Regions from separate parts of the Mus musculus genome. Here region 2 is linked to region 1. Evidence: chromatin contacts called from ENCODE Hi-C or POLR2A ChIA-PET data. All regions are on one chromosome and are shown on one strand. The core of a region is the stretch at or near the end of the contact, and the rest is flanking DNA. Distances in the headings are between cores, read along the strand shown. Region 1 holds the start of Brwd1 (bromodomain and WD repeat domain containing 1). Region 2 holds the start of Hmgn1 (high mobility group nucleosomal binding domain 1).

The links. A loop is a pair of places that touch in the nucleus more often than their neighbours do. ChIA-PET counts read pairs that join two places held with the same protein, here RNA polymerase II (POLR2A).
Region 2: a loop to region 1 is called in a map of gastrocnemius, with 9 times the contacts of the local background. The contact joins the promoter of Hmgn1 here to the promoter of Brwd1 in region 1. A Hi-C loop is called at or near these places in 13 of 37 maps with a recorded cell type or tissue (gastrocnemius, heart and left cerebral cortex). POLR2A ChIA-PET finds 5 or more read pairs at or near these places in 4 of 5 experiments (Patski and embryonic stem cell).

The regions. Positions count from the first base shown.
Region 1 is chr16:96,079,094-96,084,379 of GRCm38, forward strand. It overlaps Brwd1 (bromodomain and WD repeat domain containing 1), which reads right to left and starts at 3,335. Exons shown (of 42, transcript NM_145125.3): 1 at 3,161-3,335; 2 at 3,029-3,087; 3 at 2,885-2,914; 4 at 2,721-2,780. The coding sequence starts at 3,209.
Region 2 is chr16:96,124,257-96,129,542 of GRCm38, forward strand. It overlaps Hmgn1 (high mobility group nucleosomal binding domain 1), which reads right to left and starts at 3,469. Exons shown (of 6, transcript NM_008251.3): 1 at 3,334-3,469; 2 at 3,176-3,205; 3 at 3,055-3,084; 4 at 2,897-2,947; 5 at 467-589. The coding sequence starts at 3,348.

The DNA of each region.
Region 1 (5,286 bases), core at 2,085-4,584:
GGTAACAGGTAACTGGTGCCTGGGTCGGCAGGCCATTCACTTGTGGGAAGATTTCGCTGATGGGAATTAGAATACAATGCCTCAGACGAAAACAGAAACACAGCAAATGGTAAACTGCAATCTGTGAGTATGTGGGGAACAACTCCCACTTTGTGTAGGCTTCAAATAAAACTCATCTAAATACTAAAGAAAGTGAGAGCATCTGAAGTCTAGAAGCTACACGTACATCCTCACCAAAACTATACCAATCCAGGGCCAGCAGACTGCTCAGTGAGGTCCACCTCCACAACCCAGGCCTGCACCCTGTCCTCACCCACCACGGGAAAGGAAAGGGTGAGGAGGAGACGATACCCTAGCAGTGACCAGCCAGGTGACAAGCAGCATGACAGAAGACAGTTCCCTCAGACCTTTCAGCACCAGGGCCCTATCTATCTCTGTGCCTCTAACGTCCCCCCGTCCCCCGCCCCCCCCCCCAGTAGGGCAGCAGTGTCCCAACAGCTTGGCTTTCTTCACTCAAAGGCTGTGCTCTGCATTAACACAAGTGAAACTGTTAGACGTTCCTTAGACCCAGGAGGTAGATAGGAAGGGGGTGTGGCTATAAAGAAGCTGAGCTCTCCTGGGGTTGTAAATCAGAATCAGGTCCCTGTCCCGTAGAAAACGTGTGTGGTTAAACCCTGCCTGTGGGTACAGCACTAGGAGACAGATTGGATTCACATTCCAGCACCTACCCATCCTACAAACCTTTTAAAATTTCATACAGAAGAAAACAGACTTGGCTGGGCATAGTGGCACACGCCTTTAATCCCAGCACTTGGGAGGCAGAGGCAGGTGGATCTATGTTGAATCTGAGGCCAGCCTGGTCTATAAAGCAAGTTCTAGAACAGACAGGGCTACAAAGAGAAACACTGAAAAAAAAAAAAAAAAAGAGGTAGGTGGTGTCAGGGGGAGGGAAAAAACAAACTACTCAGAGGAAACCCTGTCAAAACAAACAAACAAACAAAAAAACAAAAAAGACAAAAGAAAAGGGCATTGCATGCCTGTACATGTGTGCCATGGCTTGAGGGTGGAATGCAGAGGCCCACTTGTGGAAGTAGGATCTCTCCCTCCTCCACTCGGGGTCCCCAGGAGTAAACTCACATCGTTAGGGGTAACAGAAAGTAGTTTTATAGATAAGTCATCTTACCCACCTGAACATTTGCTTCTTAAAAATAACTCTCAAAAGTCAAATTAAACAACAAACCAGCAACCCCGTTTTACTCAGCAACTGCACCTGTCACGGCCAACACCTGGCTGTGGAAAGGACAATGGTAGAGGCTCTAGACCAGTGGTCCTCAGCCTTCCTAACGCCGCGGCCCTGCAGCCCTGCACAGTTCATGTTGGGGTGACCCCCAACCATAGTTATTCTCGTTGCTACTTAACTGTAATTTTACTACTGTTATGAACTGCAATGTCGATATCTGACATGCAACCCCCCCAAAGGGTGGGTCCCGTGGGTTGAGAACCGCTGCTTTAGCACTCCTGCCCTGTTCTGCTGAGCCCTCTAGTTATCCAGTTAACTCCTTAGCCCTGGAAAACAAGGTATAGAGAATGAACTGCCCACATGCATGACTGACGCCCTGGCTGACTTTTTGTTCACTACTGGTCTTGGACACATGGTGAAGTCAGTGAGCTCTCCTGTAATCCCGACCCAGCAGAGGATGAGTGAAGCAGGACTGCAAGTCCAAGCCAAACGGGGCTGTGCAGCCAAACATCAACAGCACACACTCATCTCAACCTTCTGTAACCAATATGCTCAGTGTGAGTCTTTTATCTTAAAATTGTCGAAGATATTCTCCTGCAACATTTGTGCTTCGTTAACGATAAACACCCAAAGCCTCTGTTACCTGGATAAAACTCAACTATACACAAGAACCTCTAAGCAAGTAGGGAAAATAAGGCAAAGGAAAATAAATGTAATCCGCAAGTTACCACTCCTCGGAAATGTTAAGACAGGCACACACAACTGCTTCTGAGAGCTTAGTCCGAGCTCTCAGAAGCAGGAAATGAATTCAAGGCCAGCCTGGCCTACCCGAGTTCAAGGCAAGACAGTGGTACGTAATGACACCCTGTCTCAAAAAATAAATACACCGACTGACGGATGTCAACTTAAAGCCTGAACCGCTACATACAGCAAGATCAAGTGTGAGCCAACTTTCTAAAGGCAGTCAACACACAGTGCACGGGTCGGGGAAGCAGGGGTGCCGCACTGACATATTCACCACGGAGAACTCTGTGCGATCCTACAGAGGAAGGGAGTACAGTACAGGAAGGGGCCATTTCTCCACCTTGGGAGACTAAGGACTCTCTCTCTATTCCTGGGGAACAAGAGGTCTGAAAGTCTGGGCGGGGCAGAGAAAGGAGAGACCAATGAGAGCTCGAGTTACAAATCGGGAAGGGAGAGAGATGAGAGCGCCCCTCTCAGTGGCTGGCGGCCGCACCTGGAGCCCCAGCCCGGCCGCGAGCCAGGGGCGCCCCCGCCTGCGCCCGGCACCGCCCCCAAAACCATTTTCTGCCAAATCCCGCCCCCCACCCCGCCACCGCGAGCCCTCGGGGGTCGGGCCCGTCGCCCCGGGACGCCGGACCACCAGAGACCACCCCCGGGCGCGGCCCCGCGGCGCCCGCAGGGGAGCAGAGACCCGGCTGGGGGGCGCGGGCGCGCGGAGGACGCGGGAGCTGCTCACCAATTCCTCGTAGCTCCTGTTGTGCTCGTTGCCCTCCCAGTCCAACCTCTTCGGCAACAGCTGGAATGAGACACGAAAGGCGTCCGGGTGACCACCGCGGCCGGGAGGCCGGGCGGGACCGGGACGCGGGGGCGGGGACGGGGACGCGGGGGCGGCGGACCGACCTGGTACTGCTCCAGCTCCTGCACCAGCACCTGCGGCAGAGAAGACGCGCGGTCAGACCCCGTCAGCTGCCCCGCTCACCCCCGGTTCGTTCGCCCCCGGTTCGCTCGCTCGCCCGCCCGCCCGCTCGCCCAGCCGGCACTCACCTGCGCCGCTCGGCGACACGGGCCAGCTGAGAGGTAGCGGGCGATGAGAAAGTACAGCTCTGCGGGGAGAAGACAGGGACGGTCAGCGGCGGCTGCGCGACACCGGGCAGGGGACGCGCGGCCGTGTCTTACCCGACTCGATGAGAGGCACCGGACGTCGGGCCGGCGAAGGCTCCGCCATGGCGGGGCGCCGGGCGGGAGCGAGCGGACCAGCGAACAAGTGGAGCGCGTAGGCCGCGCCGAGGCCTGACCGGGCCGGCGTACCCCCAGCTCCTCAGGCGCGCGCCGCCGCCGCCATGCCGTGCGCGCCGCGCACCGACGCGTCCGCGGCAGGAAGTCGCGCGGGACCGAGGGGCGGGGAGCGAAGTAGTCCCCCCGCGGGGAGCCGGCGGCGTGGCACGACGCGGATGTGGCTCCTTGGCTGGGAGGCGGGCCTCGCCTCGGCGTCCTGTGCGTCGGGGGCGTGAAGCGCAAAAGGGGGCGGCGAGCCAGCCGGGGCTGCGTCCGCGGGGCGGGGGGTGGGGGGGCTGGGGCGCGCGTGGCCGGATTCCTGCGCGCGGTGAGGCGGCCGCCGGCCTTTGTGCGGCGGCGGAGGCGGTACGGCGAGCTGGAGTGGAGGGGGCGGGGCGGGGCAGGGCAGGGCGGAGCCTGGGAGGACGGTCACCTGGGCTGGGCCTGAAGACCCTGAGGCTGGGGAGGAGCTCTGCAGGAGGGTGGCTGAACCCAGAGCGGAGGCTGCGACACCACCTTACCCGCTGCCCTCCCGACCTCCCGCCGCCCCGCGTCCCGCGCCCCGCGATGGGTTAAAGATGCCCGGTACGGGTGACGGAATCTGGGAGTCCGCGATGACTTGACGGGAACTCAGAGGGCCCGTGGGAAACGGGCTGCGGCCACAAGTGTCAGTCGTTTTGTTGGAGGGGTGGAAGAGTTACAGAAAAATCCCCCTAATTACCGCTCTAGGCTCCTGACCCAACCGGATCTGTTTCACCACGTCCAGTGTGCGCTGACAAGCTCTGACGTAGAGTGCAGAACAGAACTAAACATGGCCATTGTTAGATTTATCGGGCAGCAGAGAGTCAGAAAAAGAGGCCTGACCTCAAACGACCTCGGCTCTTTATTCCCAAACACCAAAAGACAGTCGTCTTCCAACGGGAAAGCGAGCTCCTGTCGCGGGCTAGGGTGCGGCAAGGGAATTGTTTGTGTCTATAAAGAGTCTAGGGTGGTTCGGCTGTTTCTTTTCCTTAGGCTTAGGACATAGTGCTAGGGTGGCTCCGCATTCTTTTCTTAACCCCTGCGCCCCTGCGAAGGGCTGACCGAGCAAGGTCATTTGTAGGAGTCCTGTCTTGTGACCAAGGCGTTGTACCAGCTAGTCATTCTAGTGCCTGCGTGCGGAGGCAGAACGAGGTGTCCCAGTCGTGCCCGGGCAGTGAACCTTAGACTGGCTCCAACTATCAGGTGTATGATCCTAGGCAAATCACTTAACCTCTGTCTCAATTGGCCTTATCTGTAAATTGTAGCCAACAGTGCGGCTCCTTCCAGAGCTCAAGGATTTTATGAACTAATACGCATTTCCAGCCTCTGAGTTGACTTTCATTAATTACATGGAAAGTACATATGAATATGTAGATGGCCCACCTATTCAGAGTAATCCTAACTCAGCAAACACCAAGTGGTAAGATAAAATGGAACAGTAAACTCCACCGTTCCCATGGAAACAGTTTGGCGTCCTTTAAGGGAAAGGTGAACTATAGTGATAAGATTTAGGGCACTGGGATAAAAACCAACTTGCCTGAGGGAAAGGTATGGAACTTTCACTCCTCTGGGGATGTCATGCAACTGAAGGAGAAAGCCAAAGAACTCTGTCATTTACTCGGGGGCTTGCCTGAGTTTGATCCAGAGCAGCACAGAAACAAAGCACCCACTAATCCCAGCACAGGCAGAGGCCAGAGGTTCAGAAGTTCACGGACATGATTATCCACACGGCTTGAGGAGAGCCCCAAGGTACATGAGACCCTTTAAAACAGGTTTAGTTCAAGTATTCGGGGTGACTGATGGACACAACCAGAGAGTCTCCAGCTGAAAATGGGAAAACTGGAACGTTCCAGTCAAGGAGAGGTTGCAAGTTGAGACCAAGATACAGAAAAATATTACTTAGTAAACCTGAGAGAGTAAATCAAAGAGGACCCACTGGAACTGTAGCCATAAGGATAAAGAGATGGACTTGGTGTAGCACCAAGGGAACCTACTGGCAGTAGGCT
Region 2 (5,286 bases), core at 2,219-4,718, 45 kb after region 1:
TCATTGTTATTTTTCCAAACCAAGTTATCACTCAGCCCTAAACTACCAACTACTTTTCAGACAAAACAAAACTGTTACTTTTGCCATAACTGGAATAACTAATAATTTGTGCACCCAGAATATACAAACTAGGATCCTAGCATGAGAGCAGCCTCAGAGACCACAGCAAGCTGACTATTGCAATGTAAGGCAGAGACCAGCTCACCTGTTCCCACACAGCCTTACAAAGACACGAGGGAAAACCTCTATGAGCTCTACATCCTATTGCAATGAAATTGACATAGGTAAATCTCTTATTTACTCTCACTAATTTGTACAAGTTCAAATAAAACACAGTTCATTATTGTGCTGCCTATTCATGGAGAACTGTACAGAAAAATTCCCATAAAAACTTAATCTGCTACACAAAAGAGCCAATTTAACATCTGCGGTGCAGAATCAGTGCCCCCCTGCGCACGCTTCTGACCTGGTTTTCCGTCTCTCCATTTTCTGCAGGCAGCTCTGTGGTTTGCTGGTCAGCCACGTCAGCCTGTTTGCCCTTCGCTCCCCTCTTCCCTTTTATCTGCACTTTTTTGTCTGATGCTTTATCCTAAAACAAGAGAAGAGACATTTTATAAACTTTTCGGATATCTTGACACCTCACACAGCCTCCATATTAGACAATTTGAGATCCACCCCAACAAGGACACAGTGTATGCTGAGGACTTCTAAATCTTGTCATTAGCTGGGATTAAACCTTAAGCCTGCGCTGCACTTCTCCACAGCACCATCACCACACACGAGAGATTAATGCAAAGGCTTGTAACCCTACCGGTCCTCAAATTCTTTTAAGCATGAATAATCTAGTTGCCACACAACAGCCACTGGCTTGACAAGACTTGTACCCACACATGGAAGACTATTTGCCTTCATGCACCTTCCTGTAAGTCATGCTATCTGCCAGTTTCTTCCTTGCTTGATAACTACAAAAATCAATTTTTGAGTTATTTTTATTTGCTTAAAGAATCTGTAAGGCATAGATATTATCATGAGGACATAACTTTTGGGTTTTTATTTTTTTTTGGTTTTTGAGACAGGGTTTCTCTGTGTAGCCCTGGCTGTCCTGGAACTCAGAAATCCACCTCTGCCTCCCGAGTGCTGGGATTAAAGGCGTGCGCCACCACTGCCCAGCTCATGAGGACATAACTTAAACATCAAGCCTAAGACCTGAGTTCTCCACATGTACATGGAAGTGAGAATGAACAGTTCTGATCTGCACAGGCTGTGGCATAAGAGCACTCCAATAAGCAAATGCAATAAAAGCCAAACCCCCTATGGGTACTGGTGATTTCACACCTTAAAGGGTCTCAATATAAACAAGCAAACCACGGTGTAACAATGTGTGTGTGTCTGTGTGTAGCACCTTATAGTAGAGTGGCTATTTATCCATTATTGCCAGATGCCCACTTGGGTATGATCCCTGCACCAGCAAAAAAGCATAAAATGCCTGGGCTCTGTGTAATGATGCACTTTTAATCCCAGCACTAATTCGAAAGAGGCAAGCAAAGCTCTCTTGAGTTCGAGGCTAGTTAGGGCCACACATGAAAGCCCACCTTCCCAAATATGTATACATAAGATACCTGTAAGCTATATGTATGATTAAGCCTTTGAAATGTTTACTTCTAAAGAGTGACCCAAGTGTATACTACTAGTTAGGTAATTAAAGAAACTAGGCATAAAAGTTTAGCGGAAATATAAAAATGAAGCCCTTCTCCCAAGTTTTTCTTTGGGAAAGCCAAAGGAAATCTGTTTCTTAAGCATGGTGGCCAGGTGTCAGGATGCATGCATGTCACCCCATTAGGTAAGAGGGACTGGAAGGCAGGCAAAAGGAAAGACAAAACACTTACCAACTCATTGCCCAAAAGAAGAAAATGGTTAATTGCTGCAGCAAACCTACTTAAGTCAAGCCTAAACTGCTCTTATCTTAAACTTTATAAGCAGCTCAAAATATAAACAAAAACATTAGAGGGAAATAGGTACGAATGCCCAAGTTTATACATACAGAAGAGACGGGGGACAGAAATATACAGACACTCCTTAGACCCTCAGGCAGTCTTCATGTCAGGATTGCTGCCCTGCTCTAGCCCAAGAAAGTCTAGTCCACATTACCACCATTCCTTGAAGCTGTATTTGAAAAGATCACAAACTATGACTTGAGAGATAGACGGTTCCCTGGCTAAGTTAAGTACTCAGCTGCTCTCCCAGAGGATCCAGGTTCAATTCCCAGCACTCACTTGGCAGCTCCAAACTATTAACTCTAAGTCCTCTTTTGGCCTCCAAAATGCACCTACCCACACACACAGGCAAAATACACACAAACATTTAAGGTAAAACGCCAACTAACTATGGGGAAAACAGTTCCTCCATTTTTACTCTGCTCCATAAAACGTCCTGGGCGGGGAAACTTTACTTTTAAACAACGTGCATACTTATGCGTCTGTGCATGCTCGGGCTGTGTCTGCAGAAGCCAGAAGAGGTTATCAGATCCTCTTATCCCTTGGAGCTGTCACTCAAGAGACTCAGGTCCCTCTGTAAGAGCATTGTGCATTCTTAACCAGTGAGTCATCTTCGGCTCATACAGGCTCTTGAGTTTTTGTGTTTTGCATGTACGTATGTGCACCGTGTACCTGCTGCTGGGAATCAGAAAAGGGCACGGATCCTCTGGGAACTGGAGGGACGGATGTTTCTGAGCTGTCCTGTGGGTGCTGGGAACTGAACTCAGGTCGTCTGCAAAGGCCATGTCGCTGCGGATGAGCGAACGGACTACATGCCGCCCCCACCCACCTTCCAGAAACCTCCCCAACACTTAGAACAACCTCAACTAAGCGGCCTGCCTGGACACCTTTTCGAAACCTACCTTTCCCGCGGCCTTTTTCGGCTTCGCGTCCACCTTGGCAGGGGCGGGCTTCTGGCAAGAGATAAATTAATAAAAGAAGGGGGTGTGAGGCGCTGAGCGGGCGAGCTGGGCCCGGCCCGCTCGCTCCCGTCCCGGCCCGGACCGAGCGCGGTACTTACGGCCGACAGCCTCGCGGAGCGGCGCTTGGGCTGCGGAGAGAAAGACGGGGTGAGCAGCGCATGTGAGCGGCACCCCACCGCCCGCCCCGATCCGCCCGGCCCACCCGAGGCCCGCACTCACCTCCGCCTTGGCGGCTCCATCCGCGCTAACCTGCAGGAGAAAGCACAGCGGAGAACAATGCGGCCGCGTGACGTCACGCCCAGCCGCCCGCACCCCGCGAAGATTCCAGAGCCCCTCAGACCCGAACCCTGCGGGCGCCGCGGCCCCGCCGCACTCACCTTCCTCTTGGGCATCGTGGCGGCGCGGGGTGGGAGACGCGTGCGTCGTCGGATCTGTCACCGAGGAGCCGCACTGCCAAGCCGCCGCCGCCACCACCACACGAACTGCTGCGACCCGTCGCGGGGGCGGTGGGAGAACCGGATGGAACCGGATTGGAGCCCGCCCCCTCTCCCCCCGCGCCTCCCCGCCAGCCGGGCCGCCCCCAGCCTCCATTGGCTGTCTAGGCCCACCGCGCGCGCCAGCGCCCCAGCCCTTGCTCCCGAATAGGCACGGCGAGCTGTCACTCCGCCGCATCGCCCCGCCCCCTGGCCCCCCACCCCTGCGGGCGCGACCCCGGCCGAGGGGCGGGCCGGAGTCGCCCGACCCCGCTAGGTAGTTTGTTTGAAGCCGACAGCAAAAGTGCGGCCTGCGCGCTGATAAGTGGGGGCGTGTCACGTGGCCTCAGCATCGCTTTCCCACAATGCTCCGGACCCCAGGCGCCCGCCCGCGGAGTCCACCCGCGGACCCCTCGGGTTCAGCAGTGCCTAGGCGTGATTTGCCATTCGCCCGGGAGGGCACAGGCGCAGCCAGCAGTGCGCAGGCGCGCGCGGGCCGGTCGCGCAGACTCAGGCTGTCCTACGCGCCTTTACTAGCCTATTTTTAGGTAACTATGTCTGTTTTAGGTCTTGCAGCTGTCTCGGGCTCTTGCCCTCCCCACTGCATGGACCCCTCCGTCCTGTGTTCAACTGTGTGCAGGAATCACATCGGCCCTTTACAGACCCAGTCCTTCGCGCAGCGGCGTCGGGTCTAGCTCCGACTTCCAGATTGCACCTTTTGTTTATGGAAGGCAGTTAATATTGAGTATACCTCAAGAATGCAGATAGCGGGCTGGGTACAAGAGTCCCACCCGCAGCCGTATTACTGCTGCTCAATTGTAAGAATTATCATATATGTCTTTGCCTACCATAAAACTTGTATTTAGGACAGGGAATTCGAATCTTTATCTCTTGCACCGTTTAAGATTTTTACACAAACGTTTTAATCCCCCTACCCAGTAAACCCTTGTTTCCCCAAAGGCCCACTGCTGTGTTCCTGGGATTAGATGGCTTGCAGCAGTGACTCTTTGTCGTTTGAGCCGCGACCCCGTTCCCTTCATCTGTGGTCCCATCTTTTCATGCATGCCAGACTGAATTAAGACTGTGAGGTCCTACCCCAACTAGTGGGGGAAAGACATTGACACCACTGGAGTTAAAACCAAATGCACTTCCTGTCCTTTGGTGTTTTAATCTCCTGATTTTACCCTCTTAAAAATAAAGTTTGCCCTTCCGGGAAGCCCACCAGAGATGACCACTCAGACACAGTTTATAGCCAATTGGAAGTCTTTCTTTCCCAGGATAGCCAGGGCCACATAGAGAAAATGTCTCAAATGACAAAGTCTATTCCAGCGGCTATTCTCAGGTATTCAGGGTTTAAGTGTAGCCTGGAGCATTTAGACCAAGGGGCTTTTAGAAGCAAAAGTTATATCCTGTTGTCTCCCTCTGTAGCTGCAGGGGAGGTTTGCAGAAGCAAGCAGTTAAAGAGCAGCTAAGGTAAGTTAGCTGGGGGCGTCTTGGCCTCTGGTCCTGGAATAGAGTTGGGCAGTTTTCTACAGGATTCTCCATCAAGGAGATCAAATTCTAGTTAAACCTGACATGGCCTGAGCAAGACTACAGATGAAAGAAGCTCTGCCCTGTCCTGCCCTGTCACACTCACATGTAAGATGGAGGAACCCCTGCCCTGTCACACTCACATGTAAGATGGAGGAACCCCTGCCCTGTCCTGCCCTGTCACACTCACATGTAAGATGGAGGAACCCCTGTCCTGTCCTGCCCTGTCACACTCACATGTAAGATGGAGGAAGCTCTGCACTGTTTTGCTAAGGACCAGGAATTTATTCTCTGTTTGATATTGGCTAAGCAGTTAAGGATGCATGG